Regions from separate parts of the Mus musculus genome. Here regions 1, 2, 3, 4, 5 and 6 are each linked to region 7. The links are chromatin loops, found by intact Hi-C in ENCODE. Cell type or tissue: heart. All regions are shown on one strand. Region 1 has its middle 55 kb from the start of Gm40038. Region 2 overlaps 2400006E01Rik (RIKEN cDNA 2400006E01 gene). Region 3 has its middle 11 kb from the start of Gm25487. Region 4 has its middle 32 kb from the start of Gm25487. Region 5 has its middle 7.3 kb from the start of 1700052H01Rik. Region 6 has its middle 60 kb from the start of 1700052H01Rik. Region 7 overlaps Jade1 (jade family PHD finger 1).

Region 1 (4,000 bases), 330 kb after region 7:
TAAAACAGAGGTTCTGCACTTCAGCTGTCTGGAATCATTGAAGACTAGATGATTGTGGATGACTGAATTTCCACAAACATGGAGAGTTAAGAGTTCAAGCCTCAGGCCAGGCAGTGGTGGCACATGCCTTTAATCCCAGCACTTGGGAGGCAGAGGCAGGAGTATTCCTGAGTTCGAGGCCAGCGTGGTCTACAAAGTGAGTTCCAGGACAGCCAGGGCTACACAGAGAAACCCTGTCTCAAAAAACCAAAAAAGGAAAAAAAAAAAAAAGTTCAACCCTCTGGGCTGTGCAAAGGTGGTTCAGTGACTAAGAATAGTTGCTGCTCTTGCAGAGGACCAACATTTGGGTCCCAGCATCCACGCAGCAGCTTACAAATACCTGTAACTCCAGTTACAGGGTATCCAATACCCTCTTCTAGCCTCCAAGAGCACATTGATACATGTAATGCACATACAAACAAGCAGGCACACACAGATAGATAGATAGATAGATAGATAGATAGATAGATAGATAGATAGATAGATAGATAGATAGAGATGATAGATAGATAGATAGATAGATAGATAGATAGATAGATAGATAGATAGATAGATAGATAGATAGATAGATATAGATGATAGATAGATAGATAGATAGATAGATAGATAGATAGATAGATAGATAGATAGATAGATAGATAGATAGATGGATGGATGGATGGATGGATGGATGGATGGATGGATGGATGGATGGATAGATAGATAGATAGATAGATAGATAGATAGATAGATAGATAGATAGATAGACAGACAGATATTTAAAGAGTTCAACTGTCCTCAAGTCTGAGAAACCCGTCAGAGAATGATAGCAGGGTGCCCACCATTGCTGAGCCTGGGAGAACATTATCACTCTCAGTAATTTGCCAGTGTCTTCAACATTCCTCCTGAGAAGAAGGGCAGCTCTTTCTGAAGGTGATGATGCTTGGGCAGCATTCCTCTGGTGGCCTGGCTCCAAAGCTCTCTACAGACAGATGTGTAGTGTGCCAGTTCATTCTCCTCTTCCTCCTTGCCCTGACCATCAACTGGAAATCTTGAGTGTGTAGTCATTGAGTAACAGCTTCATAGATCAGACACTGAAACGCTGTATACAGGAAACACAAACCATGTGGCCGTGTTCCTGGACTGAGGACAGATTGTTGAGGTCACAAGGCTGAAGAAATGAGCCAATGAGAAGATGCTGGGTCAAAGCCAAGTCAAGTGGGATCCCACAATGATGGACACAGAGTCCTAGCCTCTGTAATGGATAAGGTGGACATAGGAAGTCCCTGAGTTGGCCCTAGGTCCTAGGTGCTGTGGCCTGCCATGGGACACTAGTTATCCATAACAGTCTTGCCCCTGAATCACGTTCAAAACCCTGTCAGCAGGCCACCTCAGTGTGTCCCAGCAATTGCTCTCCAAATATTCAGGCAGGATACATGAAGAAGGGTGGGTCCCAGAGACCTAGACGCTGACCTGTCTACCCAGCCTTGACGCTCCCTCGTGTATGTCAGCAAATGCTTTTCGTGTCAGGCATCTGATACTTAGCATGGCAGGTTATACTGTCACTCATTCCTGCAGGGTTTGACGCTGTCTCAACATCTATTTGCTCTGCAGAATATTTTTAGCAGGAGATTGGGAGAAGGGTTGCTGAGAGAGTCGGTGGGGAAGAAAAAAAGCTGTCCTGATGTAGGCTGTGTCACATTCTCAATGCTGAGCTAAGTGCCTTGAACACATACATGTTCAAAGCGCAATTGCTAATAATGCAATTCCCACCTCCCCATGTTTATAAAAAGGAAGGACAGGAATTGAAAATAAGGCTCAGGGGATCCCTGGCAACTGCAGATCTTCCTTCCTCCCTCCAGGAGAAAGCCAGGGAACACCTAAGTGGTCTTAGAAAGATATGGCACAGAACAGGGGATTTCAAGGGGAAAAAAAAAGAAACCCTTTTCAAATACGTTTCAAACAGTCAACGCGCCTGTTTCCGGAACTCTCCAGAAGAACTGAGAGCTGAGAATGCTATGCCTCCCCCACCTCCACCCTCTAAACTGGCTTTCAGGTGACGCAATGACAAGACCTCTGCGGTGAGCTGTCTGGAGGGACACAGCCAGTCATCAGAGCAGGGGTGCTGCCATCTCTTGGATGTTCATGGCCAGAGCAAGACTCTGTCCCAGAAAGGATGGATTTCAGTGATAATATGAAATGTTACCGGGCAATCTGTTCTGAAATAATTGCTCTGCATGTTGGCCTTCTTTTCCTTTTTAGAATTTCAAAGGCATGGCAGGCGGAAAGCAGAGGCAGCCTGAGGGGCACCTAAATGACTAAATCCAGCCCACCACAAACCTAACTGCACAAAAGCTCTTCTCAATTAGTGGAATGCAATTAATGGTATTGTCGAAACACTCCTGTCACTTCAATCCAGTGCTATTTAGAGCTTCAATTTAGAACTGTGTGCAGATTTTAGGATGTGCAGTTTCTTAGCCACTGTGAGCAGTAACACCTAATCCCCGAGATTCACCTAAGTTTCAACATAGAGAGTAATGGCAGCCTTCTTTCCCATCCTTACACACACAGACACACATCCACTCACACACATGCACTCAGACATACACATACACACACAATCTTATATACACATTTTGGGGTACATACACATAGGCTCAATTTTACTCTCATACAGATACATACAGGCACATATACACAGAGGCTCATACACACAAAGATATATATTTTCTTTCTCTCTCTCTCTCTCTCTCTCATATATATATATACATACACACATATACATATATACATATATATGCAGAAGCACACACAGATGTTCACACATATATACATACACATATACCCAAGCATACATGCACACAGGGCTCATGTATTCATTCAAATATATAAATATATATATATATATATATATATATATATATACACACACACACACATATCCTCTCTTTCTTTAATACACACACACACAGAGGCTCATATACACACTAACATGCATGTATACACCCACACAGGCACACATAAATACAGTCTCCTGTACTCATTCACTGGAGAGCATCCCAGCTCAGCCATCACAACATCCCCCTCCCCAGTGGAAAACTGGATGTGTCCACATTGGAAATATCTAGGGTGTTCTGAAGTAGGATACAAATTCCAAGGCTTTCATTGCATGATGGTCCTTTTGAAATATTTATATTGATTGGCCCAGTTCCTGAGAGGAAATAGGTGTTTCTCTGATTCTCCCAAGTATAGGTCATTTTAGCTGTTGGCTTGTCATATATTTTTTTTAATCTCCACATTTCCCTGCAGATGTGAAAGGAAGATTTAAACAGCAATGTTAGCTGCTTTGGGCTAGATTTTCAAAGCTACGCCAGGGGAGGTGAAAGCACAAATCCTGTTATTGTTACAGGATTAATGCACAGAAGTCCCAGAATACCACTTTGGAAATGTAGCCTAGGAATATTATTTTAATATACTGTGTGTTATTTTTAGACCCAGCTATAGTCCAATTATCAGCTGGTGTATCAAAATGGAGACAAGACAGAGCTGTCGTTAATCCAGAATTCTAGTGAGATTTTTGGTATTTGTGTTTTCTTATCTCTTAGATATCTGGATTATTTGGAAGGAAAATTGGACAGAAACCACTGCAGCTGTTCCCTACCTGTTCTGTTGCTATAGAGGCTGCTGCTTAGAGTGCTGGTTCTATAGAATGTTTTGGCCCAGTTCCCTCGTCCCCAGGGGAGAGAGATTGTGCGAAGAGAGGCATTAAATCCTGAGATCTTTTGACCGTGTCACAAAAAAGCTGAAATCAACCATAGGACACACATGACTTCAAGGCAGCAAGCCATGGTTTCTGCCTCCAGTTATTTCTGTTTCTGCTTTGACACATCTTAGATTGTTATCCAAAAATAACTACCTGCAGAAGGTCTTCCATGGAGTGGCTTGGCTCCAAGTTGCCCCTATGGGCATCAGTGGGCACTCG
Region 2 (4,000 bases), 64 kb after region 7:
GTAGTGCTAAGGGAGGCAGGAAGACGGAGCCGGATCCTCTGGAACTGGAGTCACAGACAGTTGTGAGCTGCTATGTGAGTGCAGGGAAGGAACCTGGGTCCTCTGGGGGAACAGCCAGTGCTCTTGACTGCTGAACTCTTTCTCCGGCCCCTGTAGCTGCTTCTCAGATTGCATAAAGATCATTGTCACCAAGCAGAGCTGAATAGAGAGCAACACAAGGCGCAAGCTTTAAGCTGTTCCAGGCTTTGAACCGTGTCTACTCTCCACCTCTCATCAGTGTTGCCGTTATCCTGAGCATGGGTCTTGCCCTTCTACCTCAAGAGCATCGCCTGCCACCAGCTCGAAGACACGGGACAATCTGGAGCTTCAAACCCATGTGACAGTCTACTCTGGTCTGGACCTCTGTCCATTCTCTCTGCTCTAACACAGAGTTCTAGAAAATATGCAATTCTGTAGAGACATGGTTACCAGAAAATGGAGCAGCCTGGCTCATTTAAAAGGTAACAATTGACATAATTGCCCTGTATCTTTTCTAAGATGTTCTATGATCTATCCAAATGTGGGATTCATACAGCAAAAGGTGCCCAAGCAGAAAAACAAGGCTTCCAGGACACATAATTAGAAGCCAAAGTACAGGCATGGTGAAATTTTAGATGCACAGGCAAGCCTATTTACTATACAAACAGACAACGTTCTCCCCACCCCCACATCCTTTCTCCTCCTTCTCCTCCCCTCCTCCTTCTCCTCCCTTCACTCTTTCTCTCTTCTTTCTCCTCCCTCCTCTTCCCTCTCCTCCTCCCTCCCCTCCTGCTACCACTTCTTTTCTTCCTCTTCTTCCTCTCTCCCTTCTTCCCTGCTTCTGTTCATTCTTTTACCCCATCCTGGTCCCCCTCCTCCTCCTGGCAGGCTTTCACTGTCAGCCTAGGCTGGAAGTGGTAATGCTCCTGCCTCTACCTTCTGAGGGCTAGTATTAACAGATGTGGTCTACCATACCCAGCTCTAACCTGTCTTTTAACTTTTAGTTTTATATTTGTGTGAGTGTATTTGTGTGTGCACGTATAACTGGCATTCAGAGGACAACCTTCAGAATTTTGTTCTCTTCTTCTACCCTGATGCTTTCAGGGGTCAAACTCAAGTCTAAACCCAGGAAGCCAAATGTTTTCTGTTTTGCTGATCTCATGCATGCCCTTAGAACACTTCTCAGTTCTAGCTAGAGAGTCATGATCAATACTGGGGCCCATCTTTTTAGAAGGAATCTGTTTGCTACTCTGAGGCCTGGAAGTCTGTGAAACTAAATGAAGTCTTTGAAACTAAATGAAATGCTAGACACAATGCTCTTCTCAGGCATAAAACAAAAACAAAAACAAAGACAAAAACATAAAAACCAAACCAAAAAGAACCCCTGCCAAGCTCTGTGTTTGGATCAACTGAATGTTGGACCTTGTGATGGTTTGAATATTCTTGGTCCAGGAAGTGGCACTATTAGGAGGTGTGGCCTTGTTAGAGTAAGTGTGGCCTTGTTGGAGGAAGTGTGCCACTGTTGGGGTGGACTTTGAAGCTCCGCCCAGTGCGGAAGAGATAGTCTGCTCCTGGCTTCCTTTGGACAAAGATTTAGAACTCTCAGGTCCTCTAACACCATGCCTGCCTGGATGCTGCAATGCTTCCAGCTGTGATGATAATGGACTGAACCTCTGAAGCTGTAAAAGTTAGCCCCAATTAAATGTTGGCCTTTATAAGAGTTTCCTAGGTCATGTCTTCCCCAACTAAACAGACCTGATAAAATGCTGAAAGATTAAAAGAAATGAAGGAAATGGTAGAACATGAAATTGGACCAAGGAGCAAATTATCTTGAAAAAAAGGAAGATTGAACTGCAGTGTGAGCACTCCCTCCCAGAGCTGTCTGGAACAGTCTTCATAATGCAGTATGTTTTTAAGAATGGGAAGAGTCGACCTTCAATCCATTTGTTACCCTTAGTCAGAGACCAGAAGATGACGTGTTTTTTTGAGTATTTCAGGTGTAGCCAGAAGGGAGAGATCAGGAAATGGTTTTATTTTTACAAAACTTCCTGCTTATAATTCCATGGTTTCTTCTGTTCTCCAAGGGAAGGAGGGAAGAAGGCAGCTGAAGGGAAGGTTTAGAAGACAGGACAGTGTGCCAAAGGTGAAGCTCTGACTGTAAGCTCCAGTGAAAACCAAGGAGCATTAGTATCAACATCCCAGTGGTGGGCAGGGAAGGATCCCCCAGTATTTAAAGTCATAAAATACCAATATTGCATCTGCCTTCTGGGTCGGCGCACAACACTACGATTTGTCCTTAGGTCAACTTGTCATTTCTGTTTTCTTCCCTACATTTTTTAGTAATATGAATCTAAGGTCAGTTAGCCTCAACCCCCAAGGGAAGCCACAATCCAAACAGTTCTGAAAGGAGACAGCTGCTTGCTCAATCCAACCAGTGTATCGCCAGCTGAACAAACCAGGCCTCTCCAGGGGAAGGGAATATCTTTTCTGAGTGATCTGTATTTCAATTACTCCCTGCCTAAACGTGACTTTATTCCTGAGAGATCTGTGCTAGGCCATGCCCGGCTTTGTTCATTTGGTGACCAGCACAGCAGATCGTGGGAGAAGATGTGGTGACTAAACTGCTCTCTGCCTTGCACCTGAGGAACCGGAATCCCGAGGAAGGACACCCAGGCTGTGTTGAGTGAGACCTGCTGGCTTCTACACAGGACTGACAAGAAAAATGAAGGCTAGAGCAAACCCTAAAGAGGAGAGGGAAATGCTAGACACACTGACAGTTGTTCCTGTCCTCTTTGGTCTCCTCAACTGCAGAACATTGTAAGGAGTGACAGACTCTTCTGATGGAATTTCAGTCAAGAGCCTCTGCACCCATATCTCAATGAGGTTTCAACCAAGTCCATTTAAGCTGGGCCCAGAGGAAACCTGTTTACAGAAAGAAGCCTGTTAGGTCAGCAGACACTCTGTTAAGTTAGTTCAACAACAACAACAACAAAAATCCCCCTTCCCTTGATGGTTCACCTAAGTAACCTCATCCATGGATCGGGTGATGTTGATCATTGGCTGTGGAACCCCTCTTACTCCTGTTGTGTTCAGGACTGAGCCCCAACTCCAGAGTGCTGATATTATAGTGTGTACAACCACCTCAGTTTACACAGCGTTAGGGATCAAACTCAGTGCCCAAGTATTCTGAGCAAGCACCCTACCAACTGAGCTACAGCCTGGACCACATCTGAGACACTCTTGACGTCCCCCAGAAGTCATCCTCAGTACAGTTACATCATGGTTAAGTGTCAGAGTAGTTTCTGCTAGCCATGGTTAAGATGCAGTGGTGTGGGTAGGATCAAACTCAGCCCTGTGTTCAAGTGTGTGCCCTTCATGAGCCTGCCCGTATCCATGACCAGCTACCTTCCTGGGATCCCTTTAATGAGTCAGCCTCCCGAGCTGATGAGGCAGATCGCTGTGGTGCATGTTGTGGGGACAGATTTTACATCCTAAGGTGCGGACTGTACTTTCTGCGGTTGTATCTGTTGGGCCAGAAATCCTGCCTGGCTGTTTCAAGTAAGGACCCACTCTTTGAATGCAGGGAGATCTCTAGATTCTGTTTGATCTTGCTTCACCCCCCCCCCGCCCCTCCCCCGGGGGTGGCGTGGAAGCAGCAGGGGTGGCAGCAGCGGGGGTGGCGCCGGTTGTGGTGGTGGGACATCTCACAGAGACTGTTCTGCAACTTCTGCGCCTTTTCTAAGTTCCATTTTTGCTGCACAGACTCTGTACCTGTCTGTCCTTATTCCCTTCATCCCACCTACCTCTCTACTTCCCACCCTCTGCTCCCCTCCCCTTGTCCCTCCTTTTGCTTTCCTTCAATGGGCCCTCCCTGACTCTCCCCCTCTCTTTCCTCCCTGCCGCCCTCCCCCTCCCTCTTTTGTATCTCTCGTAGCCCGGTGGCCTCAAGCTTGCTCGTAGCGGTGGCCTCAAACTTGCTATA
Region 3 (4,000 bases), 130 kb after region 7:
GAACCACACCAAGCAATAATTTATTAAGTTATTCTGTCTTTGTGGAAACACCACAGTGTGCACCTGTATTGCTCTCTCTCTCTCTCTCTCTCTCTCTCTCTCTCTCTTTCTCTCCCTCTCTCTCTCTCCCTCTCTCCCCGCCCTCTCTCTCTCTCTCTGTGTGTGTGTGTGTGTGTAGCCTTGAATTGTGAGCCTTTTTGTTAAGTTTCTGTTGTCGGTATTTTCTTACACCAACAGGAAAGGAAAGTAAAACAACATCGGATTCTCTGCAACCTGTGAAAGATTACCTTCTGGGTGCCCAGAAGTGCAAAGGGCCGCTAAGAATGCAGGTGGAATTAAGGTTACTAATTAACAGACTTCAAAATAGGTGTTTATCTGGGATGGTTTTGGCAGGCCCAATGTCACCATAAGAGTCCTTGAATGAGGGAGAGCTGAGTCTGAGGGAAGAGATGTGTGGATTTCACCTCTGTGCAGCTTAGAAGGGCAGGGAGGTGGCCCATTCTCAAAGCCCAGAAAATGCAAAAAACTCCCGGTCCCCAGAGCTGAGAGAGATGTGGTCTCCATGGCGTTGTGATTTTGGTTCACGGAGACCCACTTTGGATTTCGGTGCTATGGAACTACAGGGTCATCGATGCACGCTTCCTTATGGCACTAAATTTGTGATAACTTCATAGAAAATGAATAGGACAGACATGCTGTATTAATTTAGAACAGGGCTAGCTTAGACCGAGGTGACTGAGATGGCTTTCAACAGCATTTGTGTGACTTTTCCCATAGCACCTGGCATGGGAGAAGCCATATTGGCTCTTTTGTGGGAAATAGAGTTTCCCGTTTCACATTCCTGAACACAGTGAGTTAAAGCTGGGACCTTGTTCCCTTCTGGTCCCAAGACCCCTTTTACAATGATTCTACCCCGCGAGAGTTGCACCTGGTGTTTCAGAGGCTAATTTATCTGATTCCTTCCAAAAACAAGGCCATGGAGAGTGAAGTGCCCAAATGGATTAAAATGCTGTCCATTAAGACTCCTCCCAAGAGGGAGGCCGACAGTGGTCAGACCTCTCATCCCCCTACCCTCCGAATATACGACCTGACTCTCTTCAGTCCCACTCAATGGACTCTCTTTATGGAGCCTCAGAAGGGCCATAAACCTTCATCATGGAGCACAGAGAGCTGAGTTCATCCTGGCCACAAGGGAGGCCATGAGTCAGGGCCTCCCCATTCTTGCTGGTCCATGGCATTTCAGATACCGGTAGTTTCAATTCCACATTGGGAATCCATGCTTATCACTGGCCACTAATCTCCAAAGTAAAGGCTTTTTTTTTGAATCAGGAATCATATTATTTTGGGGGTTTTAAATAAATGCTGTCATCAGTATCATCAATAGTTATTCCATGTGATGTGAATGGTCCAACAGAATGTTAGAAACAGCATCTCATAAGTCACTACGAAATGGTTCTGGGAATATAGCATGGTTACTCTAATGGTGACCAGGGGGTTATCACTTTAAGCTAGTTAGTTAGTTTTCTAATCAATTTGACACAAGCTGGAATCATCTGGGAAGAGGACACCTCAATTGAGAAAATACCACTGGCCTGTGTGTGTGTGTGTGTGTGGTGGTGGGGGAGTCATTTTCTTGATTAATGATTGATGTGGGAGGACCCAGCCTACTATAGGCAGTGCCATCCCCTAGGTAGGTGGTCCTGGGTAGTATAAGAAAGCAGACTGAGCAAGTCACAGGAGCAAACTAGTAAGAAGTGTTTCTCCATGATCTCTGTATCAGTTTCTACCCCAATGTCCCCCAACAATAGGCTGTGACAAGGAAGTACAAGCCGATTAAACCCTTTCCTCCTCAAATTGTTTTTTGTCAGAATGTATTTTATCACAGAAACAGAAAGCAAACTAGGACACTCAAGAGTTTAGGGTACATGGTGTACAACCACACGGGCTATTCAGATGTTAAAGTAACCCCTGCCAGCTATAGGGAGTAAGGGAATAACACAGGGGGACAGATGCGAATCCAGTGGTGCTTAGTCTAGGGTCAGGTTTGGGACCACAGAAATGGGCTGAAAGTCTCTCTAGCACTGTGACTCTTGGGAATTCTATAGCCTTTTTTGTTTGTTGTTAAACCTCTCTGTTGAAAAAAAAAAAACAATAAAGTGGCATAGGCAGCAATACATTGTTGTCCTATAGGTTGATATGATGACCAATGACTGATTTTAGGAAAACACCAAGTTCTAGGTAGAAAGCAAATGCTTGAAGATATTAGTCATTTTAAAACAGAACTCCAAAGTTACAAAAAAAAAATCAACACACTCACCAGGCCACACATGTCCAACACACCAGGATGAGCGCCTCCCTCCTAAACCCCTGCTCCCCGGAGCTTGTTGGGTGCCTGGAGCCCCTGGAATGCTCTCAGAGCAGGGACACTGCTTCCAGGTTTGTTATCAAACCTCCACTGCTGTTTGCCAACTTCTGCCTTTCCCCATGTGGTTCCAATATCAAAATATTCCGTCCATCTGTCCCAGAGGGTTTGGCCTTTCTCTTCATTTGTGCTTCTTGAAATAATACGCTCCCCAGGCACAGACTGTTCCTTCATCAGTTAAAAAAAAAAGGTCAAGCATTTATTAGTCTGTGTATAAACACAACAACAAAGGAGCCCTTGTGCAAATGGAATGCTGGGCTTGGACAGAGCTCAGAGTGGTTCCTTGCAAATCTGGCAGATTCCTTCAGGTTTTGGAGCCCTTAAAGGACTTAAAGCTGCTGCTTCTGGAGTCCTCCAGCCTCCCTCGTAACCTCTATGGCCCCTCTGAGGTGCAAGCGAACTCATTCATCACGCTTAGAAGTGTAATGTCTTTCTCAGGGCAGACACATTAACAAGTTGTTGAGAGGAACCAACTCTAATCCTATAGATGGGAGGAACGTTGAAGGCTCCTGTTGCTACACTGTTGCTACACAGATAATGAGCATGAGAAAGGAACGGTGGGCTTTGCTGCTAGCCAGAAGCCATTTCATCCAGATTTGATCTCCAAGCTGGAAAGCTGACTCCAGAAATCTCCAATGACGACAGTCTAATGAGGCTCTCTTGTGTCAGGCAACTGCTTGCTACACAGGTTCCACTCAACCTTCTTCCACCTTGATGGTCCCGGACATTGTATACCACTGCTCTTCGGAAAGAAAGGAGCCTCTGACTCAGTGGTCCACAAGGTCTACGTTTAAATCTAGTGTCAGATCTCTGTACGGTGTTAGAGTTGATTCTGGTACTCTTCCTTAGTGACAGTCTCCATGTTTCTTGTGTATTTGTTTAGCCAAAAACTGAAGAAGAGCAGGATTTCACAGTATTCCATCTCCTTGACACTGAACCACAGTCTATCTTAGAGAACTGGCGACCATGCTCCCATGTTCCATTAAGGCGAGTAAAGTCACTTACCTCTAACCTCAGACCTCAGAGTTTTTTATTTTTAATTTTTGGTTTTTCAAGACAGGGTTTCTCTGTATAGCCCTGGCTGTTGTCCTGGAATTCACGTTGTAGACAAGGCTGGCCTTGAACTCAGAAATCTGCCTGCCTCTGTCTCCCAAGTGTTGGGATTAAAGGAGTGCGCCACCACTGCCAGGCTGTTTTTTGTTTGTTTGTTTGTTTGTTTTTTCAGACCTCGGATCTTAAGCATTTCACGAGTTTGAATGTATGTAAAACCAGTTGAGACCAGATTTATTAATCTTCATACTCTTTCTGAATCAAATGGTTTCAGTGTATATGAAAATAGGGCTTAGCTTGCTGGTATTCTTTTTACTTATTTTGAGACAAGGTCCTGTTATGTACATAGCCCAGGCTGGTGTTGAACTCACTGGGATTATGTGTTTTCCCAAGCAAGCAAGGCTGAGTTGCTGGTTTTCTTGTTCTTATTCTTGCTCTTCCTTCTCAACCTGTCTTGTCTTCTTGCCCAGAACTGCTCATGGAAAAGGATTCACCGCACATTGGCTCTCTGAATACCTACTTTATTGC
Region 4 (4,000 bases), 150 kb after region 7:
TAGGAAGCCATTTGGCCGTTCCGACGGCGGAACTGTGCAAGGTGCCTCCCGAGCTCACGCTCTTCACACTTGGTTTGGTTTTGTTCCCTTGTTGGTTTGAATGTTCCGTCTCAGACAAGAGATGAAATTTCCATTGTTCTCCTGGCTCTTTCGGGAAGTAAACCCAAATCTGTCTTATTGAAGAAAAATCATAATTCCTTTTGCATGAAAAATAAAATCCAGTCTGAGGAAATGCCATAATGACCAAGATAATGGTTTATGTTATCTTTCAAATCAGTTCCAAGGAGAAATTAACCCTCATTATGGTCGAGCTGGTGATAAAGGGCTGACTGATTTCTTGCGTTCTGATGAGTGACTCATTCTTCAATGGTCAGGATAACAATAGTGATGACGGTGGTGGTGTGTCAAAGGGCTGGAGAGAGAGCTCGGTAGGTAAAATACTTCTACGCAAGCCTATTGACTTGAATTCAATGCCCAGAATCCACGGTGGGACGAGGTAACCGACTCCTGAAAGCCATCCTCTGACCTCCACCCATGCAGCACGGCACAAGACTCCTGTACTTGCATTTAAATACAATTATTATAAATGAAATATTTAGGATTCAGTGTATGAGATGACGCCTGCATTAGCTACTCTTTTGTGGCTATAACAAAATACCTGGCAAGAAGCAACTTAAAGAAAGAAGGGTTTTATTCTGGCTCACAGTTGAACAGGTTATCCTTCATCTTGGCTGGAGAGGAGGCTGGCAAGTCGAGTCACACTGCTTCAACCCTCAGGAAGCAGAGAGAGGTGACTGGTAGAATGAAGCTTCTCCTTACTCTTCCACCTATAAAATTCATTACCTTCACCTTTAAAATGGTTCGACCCTCCCGTGGTTAAGGAGGGTCTCCCACCTTAGTTAACTTAATCCTAGATAATCCCTCACAGGTGTGAGGAGAGGCTTGACTCCCCTGTCCTCTCCAGATGACACTCAGTGTCAACAATCAAGACCCCTATTTTGAGAGAGATCAACAAGTAAGGCTGCGGGGACCAATGGTGATTACAGTGACTCTATTACCAAGTACCAAATGCTTTGCTTCGGCTCTTCTCCCGGTTCCATAGATAAGGATTGTATGCAGGGTTGGGGTGGGGAAGCAGTAACTTCACATGACTCTTCCAAAGTCACCCCACAGAAGCAAGGGAGAGAGGGGAATCAATATGGACTGCCGCTAGACTGTCAGACCCAATTCACCCAACGTGTATCAATTTAAAGCCATAAAATCTGGGTAGGAGAAGAGTTTGCCAAAATGACAGGCTGGGTTTTTTAAATCTTCTATATCGTATTTCCTGGCCCAGCTCCTCCAAGAACTGTCCCTGTTCTGAGTTTCCGTATCCTAGAAGGAAGTCCACCTGCCAGAAAGACCGAGCCTTCACCGAGGGTGACTCTCCAAGTGCGTTAAAGGTTATTTATGTAAAAGATCATTGCATTGTGTTTTGGCATGCAAAAATTCCTCTCTCCCCAAGATACAGGAACACCCTCCAGTTATAGATCAAAACAGAAGAAGGTGTCGTTTGGGCTCTCAAACACCCGTTCCCAGCGTCTTTGGTTCAGAAAATAATTTTCTGGTTTTATGTTCCTGTGAGTGCCTCCCTCTGTTGGCTTCTCTGAATCTCAGTGATTCTTGCTTCCACACTCACCAAGGACAACCACCTCAGCATGGGGGTGGGGCAAGCCCACCCAGTCTAAGGAGTGAGGGAGGGGAAGAGCAAGCCACCTGTCACAGGGTGAGAAACTCTCCATCATGCAGAACTTTCCCACACGAGGATCACAGAGGCTCCATCTAGATCCAGGGGACCCACTGGTTGTCAGAGCCTCTATTTGACTCCCACACCCTGCAAAAATCCTCTAGGGCAGCAAGCACAGCAGGACCTGCCTTTAACAACCACCGGGTGTCAGTCAGTGGCTCTCAGGAGTGTGGGCCACACTGCTTAACTCCACCACTGACCTCATTGGGGACAGCTTTGTTTGATTTTCACAGAGCAGAACATGTAGATCTCTCCATCATAAACACACACACACACTCTCCAGAGCACAAATAAACAACCATGTACACTGGTAAATGTGTTTGCATTATTTAACCCAACCAGACGAAAACGAAGCGTGTGAACAGCCCTGCATATAAAGTACCGGGGAGTAACTTGCCTGTAATCTGTCTTGTACAACACAGCCTTTGCCACTCAAGCTACGCACGCGATCCAGACCCTGGAAATGTTCTATTTTTAGATGGGCTTTGTACACTATACTATTGACAAAGAGCGCTGTTAAATCCTCTGAATAGCAGCCAAAAAGTTGGGTGAGAACCCAGAAACCTGCCTCCTAGATCAGCATGCTAATCAAGCCAGAGCGATCTCTAAAGATCCTGTCCTTTTGTCTCAGCAGAAGTGGTCAGCAGAAGCGCAAAGGACACGGGGGCAGGGGTGGGGATGGGGGCGAAGGAGGTGATTATCCGCAGTTGTTTTACTCCTAGATAACAGGTCATTCGCCCACAATTCGGCGGATTTAAGCTGCTCTTTGTCAAAGTCACTTTCAGAAAAGATTTGACTATTTATTTACAAGGGAGGGGGTGTGACGGCAGCAGGTGCGTCATGGAAATCTCAGACGTGGTAGATTCAAAGCTGCTGGGGCCAGGTCACATGACTGCCTGCCTGCATCCTGGCACGCATATACTCCACCCCGACAAGCTTATGTCAGCCTAGCCACGTGGCCACACAGGGAGAACGGGAAGAAAATCTTAGGCAAACTGCCCATAAGAGGTGCGTGGGGAATGAGGCAATAGAGAGAAAAGGTTTGCAATACAGGAGGCGAGGGGAAGCGTTCGACACTGACATTTCTGCAACCACTGAGAAATCTGCCCTTTCCTGAGCTCGCAAGGGGCTAGGGGTAACAGACACCACTAGGCTAATTCTGGATAAAGTGGGCAAAATTATTTTTTATTGGTTAAGCACATTTTTCGCCTATTATTTTTGCTTCCACGCAAATTGCTCACTTTAAAAACTTTACTTTTTAAAAAAATAAATTTTATTTATTAGTGTACATGAAAGCGTGAGTGACTGTGTGTGCATGCGTGCATGTGTGCACAGGCACGAGTGGGCTCACATGTGTGAGCATGGCATCTGTGTGGAGATCAGAGGGCAACTTGTAGGGGGTCATTTCTCCTTTCCACGGGAGAGTTCCAGATGCTGACCTCAGATCATCCAACTTTCACCTACTAGCCACATTGCAGGCCTCAAAACGTCTTGCACTCACTTGTCCATGCGTTGTGACTGGTGTAGTGGGCCGGATGGTCTGAGACCTCCCTGGTGGCATCATACAGTTCCCTGCTTCTGCCAGTTCCTTGTAGGCCTTTTATTACTTTCTTTAAAAAAAAAAAAAAAGCAACAAGTTCTCATTTAGATCAGGCTGACCTCAAATTTACCATCTAGCTAAAGATGACATTGAACTTCTAATCTTCCTGCCTCCACCTGTCAAGGCTGGGATTACAGCCCTGAGCCACTAAAAGGGGGCATATATAGTGCTGATAGTAGGGCCCAGGACTAAATGAGTACTAGGCAAACTCTCTATATCTAATACCACAGCTGTTCCTTCAGTATTTATCGTGTTAAAGGGTCCTTGTACCTGTCACTGTCATGAGAGTCTTGTGCTCAGGTGATAAGTAACATGGAGGCTTACCATTAAGTCCCTGTGTATCAGGCTCTGTTTTAGGCTGGTTCTTCTAAAGCTGCATCCTTACCAATGGCCCACTCAGTCAGGTATCTTTCTTGCCTTCTGGGAAAGTACTGAAGCACACAGAAGGGTACTCAACCAAAGACAGTAAGCAATCAGTGATAAACTGCAAACTCACATCTGGGTTTGCTAAGCTTTCTCTATTATACCAGGCAATGTCATCTGCAAATGTGAACCTAGGCTGTATATCGCAGGACAACTGGGTTTGCTTTGATGAAACTGAATTGCATGTTGCT
Region 5 (4,000 bases), 210 kb after region 7:
CAGATCTACTTATCATCTGGGACAGAGGGCCCTGAGCTACTGGAATCACCTTGACATTCTGAGGAGCAGCTGGAGGTGACAGCTTGCTCAGTAAAGTGCTTGCCTTTTAAGCATGAAGACCTGACTTTGATTCCCAAAACCCGTGTTTAAAAACACAAACCAAAAATCAATCAATCAAACAAACAAAAACAAAACACCCAACAGCAACAACTACAACTGCAACAAAACTGGACATGGTGGCATGTCCATCCGTATTTGGTTTTACCATCTTCCTGGTTGTATTTGGAAAAGGATGGAAGCAAGGTGTTGGGGGCTGAAGATGAGGAAGAAGGCCGAGACGCCCTGAAGTCCCTCTGCACAGAGCTGTGGGGCTGCACATGCACGATGCTTCTGGAGGCCAAGTCTTTTCCTTATGTTTCTCACACTCCACCATTGTTCATAATAATCACACCACCAGGCTGTCAGCCATTTCCCTAGCCTTGACTGACTTGTTACTGAATCATAACTCAGCTGCTCAGGATAATATAAATCTGTGATTTTCTTTATTCAGCGACTTTTATGCGATGGAGGGAAAAGGCGTGCTTCTAGAATGTGAACAGACCATTGTCATCAGCCTCCTCCACAGACCTTGCGCTTCTCGATTATGAAAGACAAGCACAGACTGGATTTATAATAATTAGTAACATATTTAAGCCACTTTCCTCATCTTGGATAACAAAGTTGAATAGCACAATCTTGAACTTTTTTTTTCTTTTCAGTTGATAAAATGTATCTAGGTTTTTGGAAAGAAACCCAGTACAGTGCTGTGATGAATTCTACTGGACAGCATTATCAAGGGTTTCACAAGACCTTTTGAGAATTACACTAAGCTGAGGTTGAGTTGAAATGATGGGTTGAGAGAGTGCATGGCCCGCATGCTCAAAGTCCTGGGTTCAGTCCCCAGCATCACACAAATGGAATTTGGCAGTGCACACCTGAAAGCTCAAATGTAGGCTATCTTCTGGCACACGGTAAGTTCTGGACTAGCCTGGGATGCAAGAGAGGCTATTTTGAATGCCCGTTGCTAGGCAGAATTTTCTATCTAGCAACATGACAGGGCAAGCTCATGAAATCTCAACAATATGATCATCTAATCAAGACCTGGATAGTGACCACACCAACTGAAGTGTCTACATGGACGGGGAAATCTCAGCAGGCCCCACACCTAGATGAAGAGCTACGGACATCAGTGGCTGCTGAGAGAGGGAGAGTCGGTGTTCTCCAGGGACAGGTCCCTAATAGAACATCCGGTCCTAAGTGGTCAGCTCTAAACACGTGCACCAATGAACCACATTAGATGGACTCAATAGTGTGTGTGTGTGTTGTGTGTGTGTGTGTGTGTGTGTGTGTGTGTGAGAGAGAGAGAGAGAGAGAGAGAGAGACTGTTTACAAAACAACAACAGTACCCCCTCAGCTGGTTCTGTTGCCCTTTGTCTACCCAATTTGGGCAGCTGTGGTAGCCAGCCAGGGCCCTCATTGCTTCCATACCAAGAAACAAATGGAGAAATGCCAACTGCCCCCTGCTGGTGGAAATGGGTCAATACTCCTGACCACTGGGACAGCTTCAGATAACCCTGGCTCCACACCATTACAGCTACTTCAAAATAACTCCAAGAGCTTTAAAAGCTTGGTTTTAAAAACCGAGGCCAAGGGACTGGAGAAACAGCCCCTGTTTTAGATTTTTTTTTCCTGTTCTGGCAGTGGGTCTGGGTGGGGTTCCCGGCACCAGTGTCAGAGTGCACACAACAGCCTGAGACTGAGCCAGGAGATCTGATGCCCTCTTCTGATATTTATCCATTTGAGTGCATGTGTGCGTGTGCACATGAACACACACACACACACACACACACACGAGTCTTCTCTTTTCCTGAAGTGGTCTTTGAAGATTGAGTCTCATGAGTAGCAATGTGGCTGCCCTGAGAGGTGAGACTTCAGATCTCCATGCCACTGTTCAACTCCTGGCCTTGGCATTTAGTTAGTTGTAAGATTTAGACAAGTCAACCAATCTCTTGGACCTCATTTGCAAAAATATAAAGCCAATAATGCAGTGCACACAGGTCGTTCTGAGGATTAAGCAAATGTTTCCATATGAGCGCTACAGTGGGAAGGTGTAACAACAGAAGGCAGAGGAGCCAAACTCCCTGGAGGTTTGCAAGAATTAAACATTAAACTTAAGACATTCATCATGGATAGTAACATTATTACAGTTGCTTAATATTTAATGCTTAGTATTCTGTAGGGGACCAGACTCTGTAGAGAATGTAGATTTAGGTATCTATGGGCCTCTTGAATCTCAAAATGAAATGCACACACAGCAAAAACTTCTCACAGACATGATGGGAGAACCACTTGCTACAATGGTCTCAGAATGCACTTTCTAACAATATGGACACTGCTTTAAAGCGGTCCACAGGGACCTTCTGTGCTGCCTGGCTCCTTTGGGACTGATGGCAGCATATTGTGGTAAAGGTTAGTTTGTAGGTTGTACCGCCTGAGCTAAGATTTCTGCTATACTATTGGCAAGACTAAAAAGCTGGAGTACTGGGAAATTCGTCAAAGCTACCCAACACGGCGCAGAAATTCTTTAGTTCCTTTTAATCAATATTGTATAGCACAAAATCTTAGTTAAGGTTTTTATTGCTATGATAGAACACCGTGAGCAAAAGCAACTTGGGGGAAAGAAGGGGTTTGTTTGGCTTATACTTCCATATTATAGTCTATAATTGAGGTTAAGTCAGGGCAGGAACTCAAGGCAGGAACCGATGCAGAGGCCGTGGAAGAACTCAGCTATTGCTTGCTCAGCCTACCTTCTTATCTACCACCTGCCCAGACCACCCACAAGGGTGGGGCCCTCCCAGAACATGCCCCAAAGCGTGCCTAAAGGCCAATCTTCTAGAAGAATTTTCTCAGCTGTAGTTCTTTTTTATCTGATAGCTCTGACTTCTGCAAGGTTGAAAAGAAAAATAGTAAAAAAAGGAAACAAACAAGCAAACAAACACCACCACCAACAGAACAACTGACAACAGAAACCCAGGACAGCCTGTGTTTGGGATTTTTCTTTTTCCACTGAGTTCTCAATCTTTAGCACACTTCTGAGTACTATCGCGATTATGGGTTAGGTATCAAAATGTGTCAAAGCCAGGACAGAGGCTTAGGGACTTGTTTGGGAGGAAGGACGATATATCTCACTTTGCATTTATTTTGCTCCCAGCGGGTTTTTCTGTGCTCACATCTCACACAGCGTATATTTAATTTAGTGAATTGATTGGGTTGCATGGCAAACACTGCCGAGGTGCTAAGAAGGGGAGTCATACTAGAGAAAGCCTTTCAAGAGCACAGGCAGCTCTTCAAACACCGTTCTTCCTGTGTTTCCAGAGGGAAAAGAGTGAACAGTGTAGTTAAGTACACAACACTAAGGAGTTGGATGGCCACTTCCAACCACTGCAAGAGACAGCTTTGAGACCCACATTCTTCAGAGCAAGCCAGCAGAGAATAAGTATGCTCCGCCTCTCTAGTCATCCAAATTGGACCAGGCAAGCCTGTATCCAGAGGCCCTCACTTGGTTTACACCCTGACTCATCCGGCTTGTAGGATTCCTCTCCTTTTAGCATGAAAAAGTAGCCAAGAGAGCGGCTGGGGTGAGGGTGGGGGTGGGGCGGGAGGGTAGCTCAGGGATCCTGATGGGAAGTAACTCACGGAAACCCTGGAGAAGAACGATCTATCCAGTGTCTCCCAACGCACAGAGCGATGCTCGCAGACGGGATGCGGGATGTGAGAAACGATGTGGGTGCTTTACTATGTTAATCACAGTGGGCATCAGGCGAGAATCCACAGGCCTGCGGCCCAAGGAACTTGTGAGCTCACAGGCCTGCTATGAGTGGAGACTCAACCCCAGGTCCAGTACTTCTCTATGACTTCAACTGTGTCCCAGCTGAGTTCTTCCCTCTCTGTCACAGTTATA
Region 6 (4,000 bases), 270 kb after region 7:
GTTTTGGTTTGGGGTTTAGGTGCAGGGTTGTCACGCCAAGCATGTGAGTTATACCCCTAGGCCTTACTGTAAATGTTTTAATATCAATTTTTCCTGTTTAAACTTTCTTTTTTGAAGTAGGCTTTTATTTATTTATTTATTTACTTATTTATTTACTTACTTATTTATTCATTTATTTATTCTGTTTGGGGCTTTGCCTGTGTGCTTGTCTCTGAGACAGACACTCATGCTTGAACTTAGTTTGTAGTTGAGAATGACCTTGAACGCCTGGCCCTCCTGTTTCTACTTGCCAAGCGCTGGAACTGCAGGTGTGTGCCACTACGTGGGATAAGTATGCTTTAAAATGTACACACTATATTATGCTATATGATGTATTACACAACAAACTACAGCAAGCATGTAACTCACTTGAAATAGAACAACACTAGGTATGGTAGCTGATAGCTGCAGTCTCAGCACGTAGGAGAATGAGATGGGGGATGTCCACAAGTATGAAGTTGGTCGGGTCTACATGGCAAGTTCTAAGATTTCCTTATGTTTGAACACTGCTCAGTGGCTCACAGCATTGGCTTCCGTGCTGTTGCTTGTCAGCACAGCTGCAGGTCTTTCATGGCCAACAACACGAGAGACGCACACTCTGGTAAGCGCACTGTTGATCCCCGTGTGTGCCCAGATTCAAGGGAGTGTCAGCTTCTGGGTGCAGAAAGGCGCAGTGGTAGTTTGTAAACTCCATAGCCTTAGCCTGCTGCTTAGAGAAGGGGAGCGGAGAGCAGCCTCAAGCCCTGGCTTCTAGCCCTAGTTCTTCCCCTTTTTCTCAAGAAAGCATATGGAATGCCAGTGGGGGAGAGCCACCACATTACAGGGGTGACCTTCAAGCTGCTCTAATGTGGATTTTTTTTCCCTAGGAGGGAAACCATTAGGAACTTAATAGTTTATTATTAGTAACACATTATTTGTTCACAGCCTGGTAATTTGAGACTCATGGGATGAGAACCTTAAACTTACTCAGAGTCCAAGCCCTGCCACACCCCGCAGCAGCATCCGACTCTGCTTTCTGCCATGGCTTACGCTGTTCCTCCTCCTCTGCTACCTGCATAGGCTATGCTATTCCAGACTCCTGACCCCAAACTCCTACTCCCCTCCCGACCTAGCTAACTCCCACTGTCCCTCCATTAAGCTCAAAAAAAGTGTCCAGTCAAGGAAGTGACCCCCAGCAGCTGTGCTCTGCCACAGACTCCCACGGCTCTGAGATGCAGTGTGGCACTGGCTGTAGGAGCTGACCATCCACACCAGACTGGGAGCTTCTCAAAAGCCAAGGAGGGAGCCTCAAGGGCAGTTACAACTCCTGGCACATAGAATTCATGCTGCAGATGGTTGCTGAGTAAACGAGAGAGTGAGCGAATAGGTGAAGGAGACCATGTGCCATTCTGCAGACATTTCGGACCCATAGAATAAAAACTCAGCCTAGTGACTTAGCCTCTACCGTAAGTCATTGATGGTTTATAGGCAAAGACAAGAGCCAAAGGATTATGAAGGAGTACAACTCGGGGAGCCTTTAGCCGGCCCAGAGGAAACAACCTTGCTCTCTATAGCTCTTTAACCCATCGGTGCAGCCGCCATGGTAGACTGTAGCTTCATGTCACTTGCAGGCAATACTATCCACCTCTCTGTCTCCAAGAGAATTCTTCTCCTTCCAAGTGATGGAGTTTTTGGTTTTGTTTTTTTAACTAGCTAAGGACACTTTTCCCTCTTGACATTTGAGAGTGTTCTCAGCAAGCTTTAAACAAGCACAATGTGATATCCCCCACACCCCAGTGCTCTTTATTCCTCTTAAAATTTGCCTGCGTCGTTATTAAGGGGAACCCAGCTCTTCCCTTTTGCAATGAAAAGAAAGTTGGCTGGGACCAGACCGCGGAGGCAAGGAGGCGGCTTTTAGTCAGCAAGGGCTGACAGCTCCTCACACTGTCTGCAGCCTCCCCAGTCTTGATTTGGCCCTTAACCTAGTTTTTACAGAGACTCTGCCAAGTGACAAACACATTCCATCACCCGTGTCTGAATAAATGAACCAGGCTTTTGCCAGAAATGATAAGTCCTGTTCCCAGAGAAGGTTCTAGGCTGCAACACTCAGTCGGAGGGTTTTTTCCTCGCCACTGAATGGTCTAGTTTCCACTTGGCTGTCCTTTCCACAGCAAGTGTGGGCTGTGGCTGCATCCAATACTGAGTTACTCTGAGAAGATGAAAGGTTAGGGGCTCAGAAACCAAATTCAAAGGGATCAAAATGTCACAGTGGCAAAGCAATTGAGCAAATTGTTTAGAAGAGTTGGCAAATGTGGGGGCAGGGGGGTTGTGGAGGGAGAGAGAGAGAGAAGAGAGAGATAAGCCTTTTGTCATGTTTTGGTTTGTTTTGGGTGGTGTAATATGCATAAAATACATCTGATACTGAAAGTATAAAAGTTAAAACGACCTTCAGGGCTACTGTTCTAAATGTCTATCCCAACTGTACGGAAGTTCTATGAACCACACAGACTTTGTATCTTGTTAATTTTGATGTAATGTCTTTATTTGCTTGATATTTTATAATAACGTTCATAAAATTAAAAACAATCTCAACATGGGGTTACGAGAAGTCCAGGTACTTTCTACCAAGCCTTAGGAGCTGGGTACACTCTCCAGAACCCACAGGGTGGAAGGAGAGAACCAATGTCTGCATATTGTCCTCTGACTGCCACCCTTGTGCCATGGTACACAGCTACACACATATACATGCATACATATATACAAGAATAAATCAATGTAAAAAGATAAAAATATATCTTTATTTCTCATAGAGTGACTCAAGGTCATGGTACCCCAGCCATGGAATGCTTGTCAAATACATAAGTCCCAAGTCCCATTCAAAGAAGGAAAGAAAGAAAGAAAGGAAGAAAGAAAGAAAGAAAGAAAGGAAGGAAGGAAGGAAGGAAGAAAGAAAGAAAGAAAGAAAGAAAGAAAACAAGCACAATTTCTCAAGGTAAGGTCCTGAGGATCTATTACTTATAATAATTTTTAAAATACACCCCTTTCCATGTTAGAGACAGCATCTCACTGTCTAGCCCTGGCTGGCCTGCAACTTGTTATGTAGAGGAGAGTAACCTCGAACTTAGCTGACAGAGATCTGCCTGACTCTGCCTCCTGAGTGCTGAGAGAGAGAGAGAGAGAGAGAGAGAGAGAGAGAGAGAGAGAGAGAGCAAGCAATCAGGAAGCCATTGTGGTAGGGAAGGACTCAGTTTTCTTTAAGGGGCTGGCCACTGGGAATTTTGACCATGCTCTAGTGAGCATATGGGCAACATAAATTTCCTTTCCTTTCCTTTCCTTTCCTTTCCTTTCCTTTCCTTTCCTTTCCTTTCCTTTCCTTTCCTTTCCTTTCTTTTCTTTTCTTTTCTTTTCTCTTCTCTTCTCTTCTCTTCTCTTCCCTTCCCTTCCCTTCCCTTCCCTTCCCTTCCCTTCCCTTCCCTTCCCTTCCCTTCCCTTCCCTTCCCTCTTCTCTTCCCTTCTCTTCTCTTCTCTTCTCTTCTCTTCTCTTCTCTTCTCTTCTCTTCTCTTCTCTTCTCTTCATTTCTCTTCCCTTCCCTTCCATCTTCTCTTCTCTTCTCTTCTCTTCTCTTCTCTTCTCTTCTCTTCTCTTCTCTTCTCTTCTCTTCTCTTCTCTTCTCTTCCCTTCCCTTCCCTTCCCTTCCCTTCCCTTCCCTTCCCTTCCCTTCCCTTCCCTTCCCTTCCCTTCCCTTCCCTTCCCTTCCATCTTCTCTTCTCTTCTCTTCTCTTCTCTTCTCTTCTCTTCTCTTCTCTTCTCTTCTCTCCTCTCCTCTCCTCTCCTCTCCTCTCCTCTCCTCTCCTCTCCTCTCCTCTCCTCTCCTCTCCTCTCTTCTCTTTCCTTTTCTTTGGAGGAGGTCACAGAGGTGGGTGAGGGTGGGCCTGGGAAGACTGCAAAGTGAATGTAACTGGTGCACTGCGTGAAACTCCC
Region 7 (4,000 bases):
TCTGCGCCGGCCACCTCTTGCCTGCGCGGGAGGGCGGGCTGCAAAAGTTGGCCCTGGGGCCAACCAGCACCTGCCCACGTGCCGCGTAGGCTCGTGCCCCGGCGTACCCAGTCCCTTCCCCCGCCGCCCGCGAGCGCCAGGTCACCTATTACCGGTGGGAGGGGAGCCCGGCTGCTATTTAAACGCCCGCGGAAGTTGAGGCACCCCCACCGGCGGTGCTGTGCACCTGCCTCCCGCCGCCGCGCTCCGCCACTTTGAGCAGCAGCGGCGTCCTCAGCCCCGCCTCCTGCCCGAAGGCGGGCGGGAGGGGGGTGGGGGGGGCGGGTAGGAGGTGGAAGGTATCGAATTTCTCCAGCAAATGGGACCGTTCCGAAAGGATTCGGTTCTCCGGTCAACATTCCACATTCCATCCCTCTCCCGCATTTGCAAGCCTACGCCGAGCCGACCCAGAAAGCCTACTGGCTACCGAACAACAGCACCCAACTCGCAAACACACTCACAGGCACCAGACACGTGCACGGGAAGGTTTTGCAACTTGCAGTCCCGGGGTGCACACCGCATGTGCATGTGCTCATAAGGGAGCCAGGAGACACAGAGACCCCACCCCCACAATTTGCAGATGGTGCCAAAGGTTGCAATCTGCAATCCGTTTTTAAGTTCATGATTAATAGGTACTTTGCTCTACCAATGAAGTCCTCCTCAATTTCACCGATTAAGTCTTTTACACTTTACAAGCAGTCTCGCTGGAAGTAAAAGGTCTCATCATTGGAAACCCATTCTAGAAAAATCTAATTGCCAAGCTGTCCCTTCATCCCCTTCTCACTGCCCTTGAATTGATGCAATGAATATTTTGGACATGTGGTGACGCGGTGACAGGAACCAGGGCTGCGGCCACTTCACACAGATGTACCCCCTCACACCTATGTTTGGGAAAACATACCCTCACAGCCTCCTTCCCCCCCAAAACACACACTGTCAAACACTCTGGAAACATATATGTACGCGAACCTGCGCTCTACCATTGCCATCTGTCTACCAAGTTGCTACTATGCTTTCCACTTTCATGCAGCCTAAGGCAGTTGGGCTTTTTTTTTTTAATGTATAAACTAAACTGGGTTTCTGCTGCTGAAAACGCTGGATGAATCACCTGAAAACCTCATGTTCTTCGTACATTTAAAAGGAAAAGCTCTAAACCTTCGCCCTCCTCCGATCGAAAATAATAATCGGAATAGAACTTACTGATCCGACACCGATCAATTCTCGGGCTCCGCGGCCATCCCGGCCTCGTTGCCGGCCCCCACCCGGCGATGCCCAAGTTGCTGGTGGGATAGTGCCGCGGCGCGGGCGGCCGCCTCCTCCCTCCGCGCTACAGATCCACAGCCCAATCTTTTGGCGCCATATTAATGACGTACTATATTATTTCCACTAGGCAGCGACCTTCGGCATTACATTACTCCCGAGAACTCCCGAGCGAAGCAACAAAACCATCAAATATGGCTGAGCCTCTCGGCTCGTCCTGCAGCCGCCGCGGCCGCGGCCTGAGACGCGCACCCCGACCCGCGCGCCCCCGCGCCTCCGCCCCCGCGTACCTGCTGCGCACGGGCTGGGCCTCCGCGGGCTGCGCGCCGCGCCGCATGGGTCCGGGCCACCGAGGCCCCGCGGGGAGCCGGGCGGGCCCCTGCTGTCGCCCGCGCGCTCGGCCGGCCCGGCGCGCCCAGGCCCTCCCGGTAGGGCGTGCGGCTGGCGGCGGAGGAAGCGCGGGGACGCAGACTCATTTCTGGGTCACTGCTGCCACAGGGGGGAGCACTTTAATCCCCAGCCAAAGGAGAGGGTGGGGACGGTGGGGCGGGGAGCCGCTGGTAGGGGCTTGCTCCCGTTAACTCTTGGGGTCCTGACTGCAGCCAGAGGGGCTCTCCCCCCTCACCCACCTCTGGAGCCCGCAAACCCTCCAGGTGTCTCCTAGGAGGAAGAAGGTTTGTGAAATCACCCCCTCCAAAACTGCTGCCCCAGTTCCAACTCCGGGCGACATGCAGAAATGCATTTATTGCAAATTAGTTTTAAATCAGGTCGACTAGGAACATGGGTATTAAAGCGAATAGTTTGAGTGAAATGTTTTTTGTTTCTAGGATGAATAAGAAATAGTTGTTTTTGTAGTAACAGTTTTGAAGGAGTTATGAATTCGAATGACAATTTTAAACACAATCTAATTCTGGGATGGGGAACTCCAGCTTTACCTAAATTTGTACTGAACTCATTGAAAATTAGCATTCACCCACTAAAAGACAACCACCTTCTGAAAAATGTCTTGATTTTTATGTTAGAGCGTTCTTGTCAGAACTGGACATTTTTCTCCTTCCAAATAGGACTGAGAATAACACTTAAACTCAAACTTTAGACTAGTATGAAAGCAATCGCCAGATTCCTGTTGATACATATGTGTAAAAAATGAGTGGCTGTTGGTTTTTCATATACTAAAAACTAACTTTTTTATGGAGAATAATTATTTTCATGGAGTCCCCAAGGAAATACATTTATATTACAGTCAATATCCAAAGGAGGAAAATACACATTAAAATTTCCATTTAGAAAATAAGAACAATGATTATTAATTACAAAATCAGATATTGAACCCAAAAGACAAGATCATAATTCTGAATAAAACAGGTTTGATTCACAGACGTCATAGTGTGATAAATGGGAGAATAAAACCTAACTGTGCCTTTCAATTATTTTTCAGGAAACAAAGCAAAGCAGCAGAAATCCTAAATGTGTGTGCTCTTTCTCCCTCTCCCATTTCCTTAACAAGGAGCATAAAGACTCCCTCCCTGACAGGATCTCTGCTTCGCTCTTCCGTCCTGCTAAGAACAAGTGAGGCGACAAATGATGGGTAGAACCCTTACTAGTACTGTGTGGTCTACAGTTCACACACACACACACACACACACACACACACACACACGAGACACAGAGAGAGACAGAGACAGAGATAGAGAGAGAAATGAGGGAGGTTTTCAAGAGAGGTGTCTCCATCACCACTGCCATCTTGTTCATCCATCATCTCTCTGTGACAAACTGATTGCACCCGTTCTAACCTCCAGCCAGCCTTTATTCATTCTATCTAAATAAGTAAGTACTTTCTAGAAACCTCTGTTGGGCCTGGAGGTATGGCCCAACATTAAGAGCACTTGCTCTTTCGTAAGACTTTGGTTGTTCCCATCAGCCACATGGTGGTTTCACACCATCTGGAACTCCAGTTCTAGGGACTCCAACATCATCGCCTGACCTCCACGGATATTAGGCATATACGTCCCAGAAGAACCCTCACACCACACACATAAGCTAAATAAATCCAAGAAGGTGTTTAAAAATAAAATAAAGCCACTGTTTTGCATGCTTGTTTGTTTTCCTGACAAGTCTATTGCCTAAAACATCCAGCAAAAAAAAAAAAAAAAGCAATGTATTAGTGGAGCACAAAAGGAATGTAAAATGGCTCACTCTCCCCACAATACAGAGGCTATGACCTCTCAATTCTGACACAGATTAAGAATAATGGTCAATAGGTCTTCTGCATTTATGTTGTGGCTGTATAGCTTGGTGTTCTTGTGGGATTCCTAATGGTGGGAGCGGGGGAACTCAGAAATCCACCTGCCTCTGCCTCCCAAGTGCTGGGATTAAAGGTGTGCACCACGACCGCCTAGCCTGAAACTTGTTTTTTTGGGAAGTTTGTTGTTGTTGTTTTTGTTTTTCAAGACAGGGTTTCTCTGTGTAACCCTGGCTGTCCTGGAACTCACTCTGTAGACCAGGCTGGCCTCGAACTCAGAAATCCGCCTGCCTCTGCCTCCTGAGTGCTGGGATTAAAGGCGTGCGCCACCATGCCCGGCTTACTGTAACTTGTTATTGCCAAGTTTGGTTGAGATCTCTGGGAGGCATGCTCTTTTCTGAAGGGAAACAGAAAAAGAGGAGATCTGAGGGAGAGGGGGTGGCAGGGGTGAGAGACTGG

The links. A loop is a pair of places that touch in the nucleus more often than their neighbours do. Peaks named below come from ENCODE experiments on the same cell type or tissue, not always from the same donor. Only the 100,000 strongest peaks of a DNase experiment are listed, where the experiment ranks them.
Region 1: it touches region 7 in a loop (7-fold over the local background); 16 of 42 quality-filtered maps call a loop at or near these places.
Region 2: a loop joins it to region 7, with 2.1 times the contacts of the local background. A loop is called at or near these places in 6 of 42 quality-filtered maps.
Region 3: a loop joins it to region 7, with 2.4 times the contacts of the local background. A loop is called at or near these places in 4 of 42 quality-filtered maps.
Region 4: a loop joins it to region 7, with 2.1 times the contacts of the local background. A loop is called at or near these places in 4 of 42 quality-filtered maps.
Region 5: a loop joins it to region 7, with 11 times the contacts of the local background. A loop is called at or near these places in 8 of 42 quality-filtered maps.
Region 6: a loop joins it to region 7, with 2.7 times the contacts of the local background. A loop is called at or near these places in 3 of 42 quality-filtered maps.

Annotation. Positions count from the first base shown.
Region 1 is chr3:41,226,807-41,230,806 of GRCm38, reverse strand. No RefSeq gene overlaps it. Among named protein-coding and RNA genes, the nearest start is that of Gm40038, 55 kb to the right of the region's middle. In heart, a CTCF peak has its summit at 2,156 (motif pointing left); a DNase peak (open chromatin) is centred at 2,086; H3K4me3 peaks cover 346 bases; H3K27ac peaks cover 400 bases.
Region 2 is chr3:41,497,442-41,501,441 of GRCm38, reverse strand. It overlaps 2400006E01Rik (RIKEN cDNA 2400006E01 gene), which reads left to right. Exons shown (of 6, transcript NR_130791.1): 5 at 5-74; 6 at 157-511. Among named protein-coding and RNA genes, the nearest start is that of Platr4, 6.2 kb to the right of the region's middle. In heart, no CTCF peak of the experiment used is centred here; DNase peaks (open chromatin) are centred at 111 and 2,451; H3K4me3 peaks cover 488 bases; H3K27ac peaks cover 434 bases.
Region 3 is chr3:41,428,959-41,432,958 of GRCm38, reverse strand. No RefSeq gene overlaps it. Among named protein-coding and RNA genes, the nearest start is that of Gm25487, 11 kb to the left of the region's middle. In heart, no CTCF peak of the experiment used is centred here; a DNase peak (open chromatin) is centred at 2,488.
Region 4 is chr3:41,407,318-41,411,317 of GRCm38, reverse strand. No RefSeq gene overlaps it. Among named protein-coding and RNA genes, the nearest start is that of Gm25487, 32 kb to the left of the region's middle. In heart, a CTCF peak has its summit at 1,922; a DNase peak (open chromatin) is centred at 2,677; H3K4me3 peaks cover 1,215 bases; H3K27ac peaks cover 2,385 bases.
Region 5 is chr3:41,346,549-41,350,548 of GRCm38, reverse strand. No RefSeq gene overlaps it. Among named protein-coding and RNA genes, the nearest start is that of 1700052H01Rik, 7.3 kb to the left of the region's middle. In heart, a CTCF peak has its summit at 1,564 (motif pointing left); a DNase peak (open chromatin) is centred at 1,558.
Region 6 is chr3:41,293,394-41,297,393 of GRCm38, reverse strand. No RefSeq gene overlaps it. Among named protein-coding and RNA genes, the nearest start is that of 1700052H01Rik, 60 kb to the left of the region's middle. In heart, no CTCF peak of the experiment used is centred here; a DNase peak (open chromatin) is centred at 2,033.
Region 7 is chr3:41,561,156-41,565,155 of GRCm38, reverse strand. The region is part of intron 1 of Jade1 (jade family PHD finger 1); the gene reads right to left. Among named protein-coding and RNA genes, the nearest start is that of Jade1, 7.4 kb to the right of the region's middle. In heart, CTCF peaks have their summits at 199 and 1,804 (motif pointing right); DNase peaks (open chromatin) are centred at 255, 945 and 1,745; H3K4me3 peaks cover 2,155 bases; H3K27ac peaks cover 2,110 bases.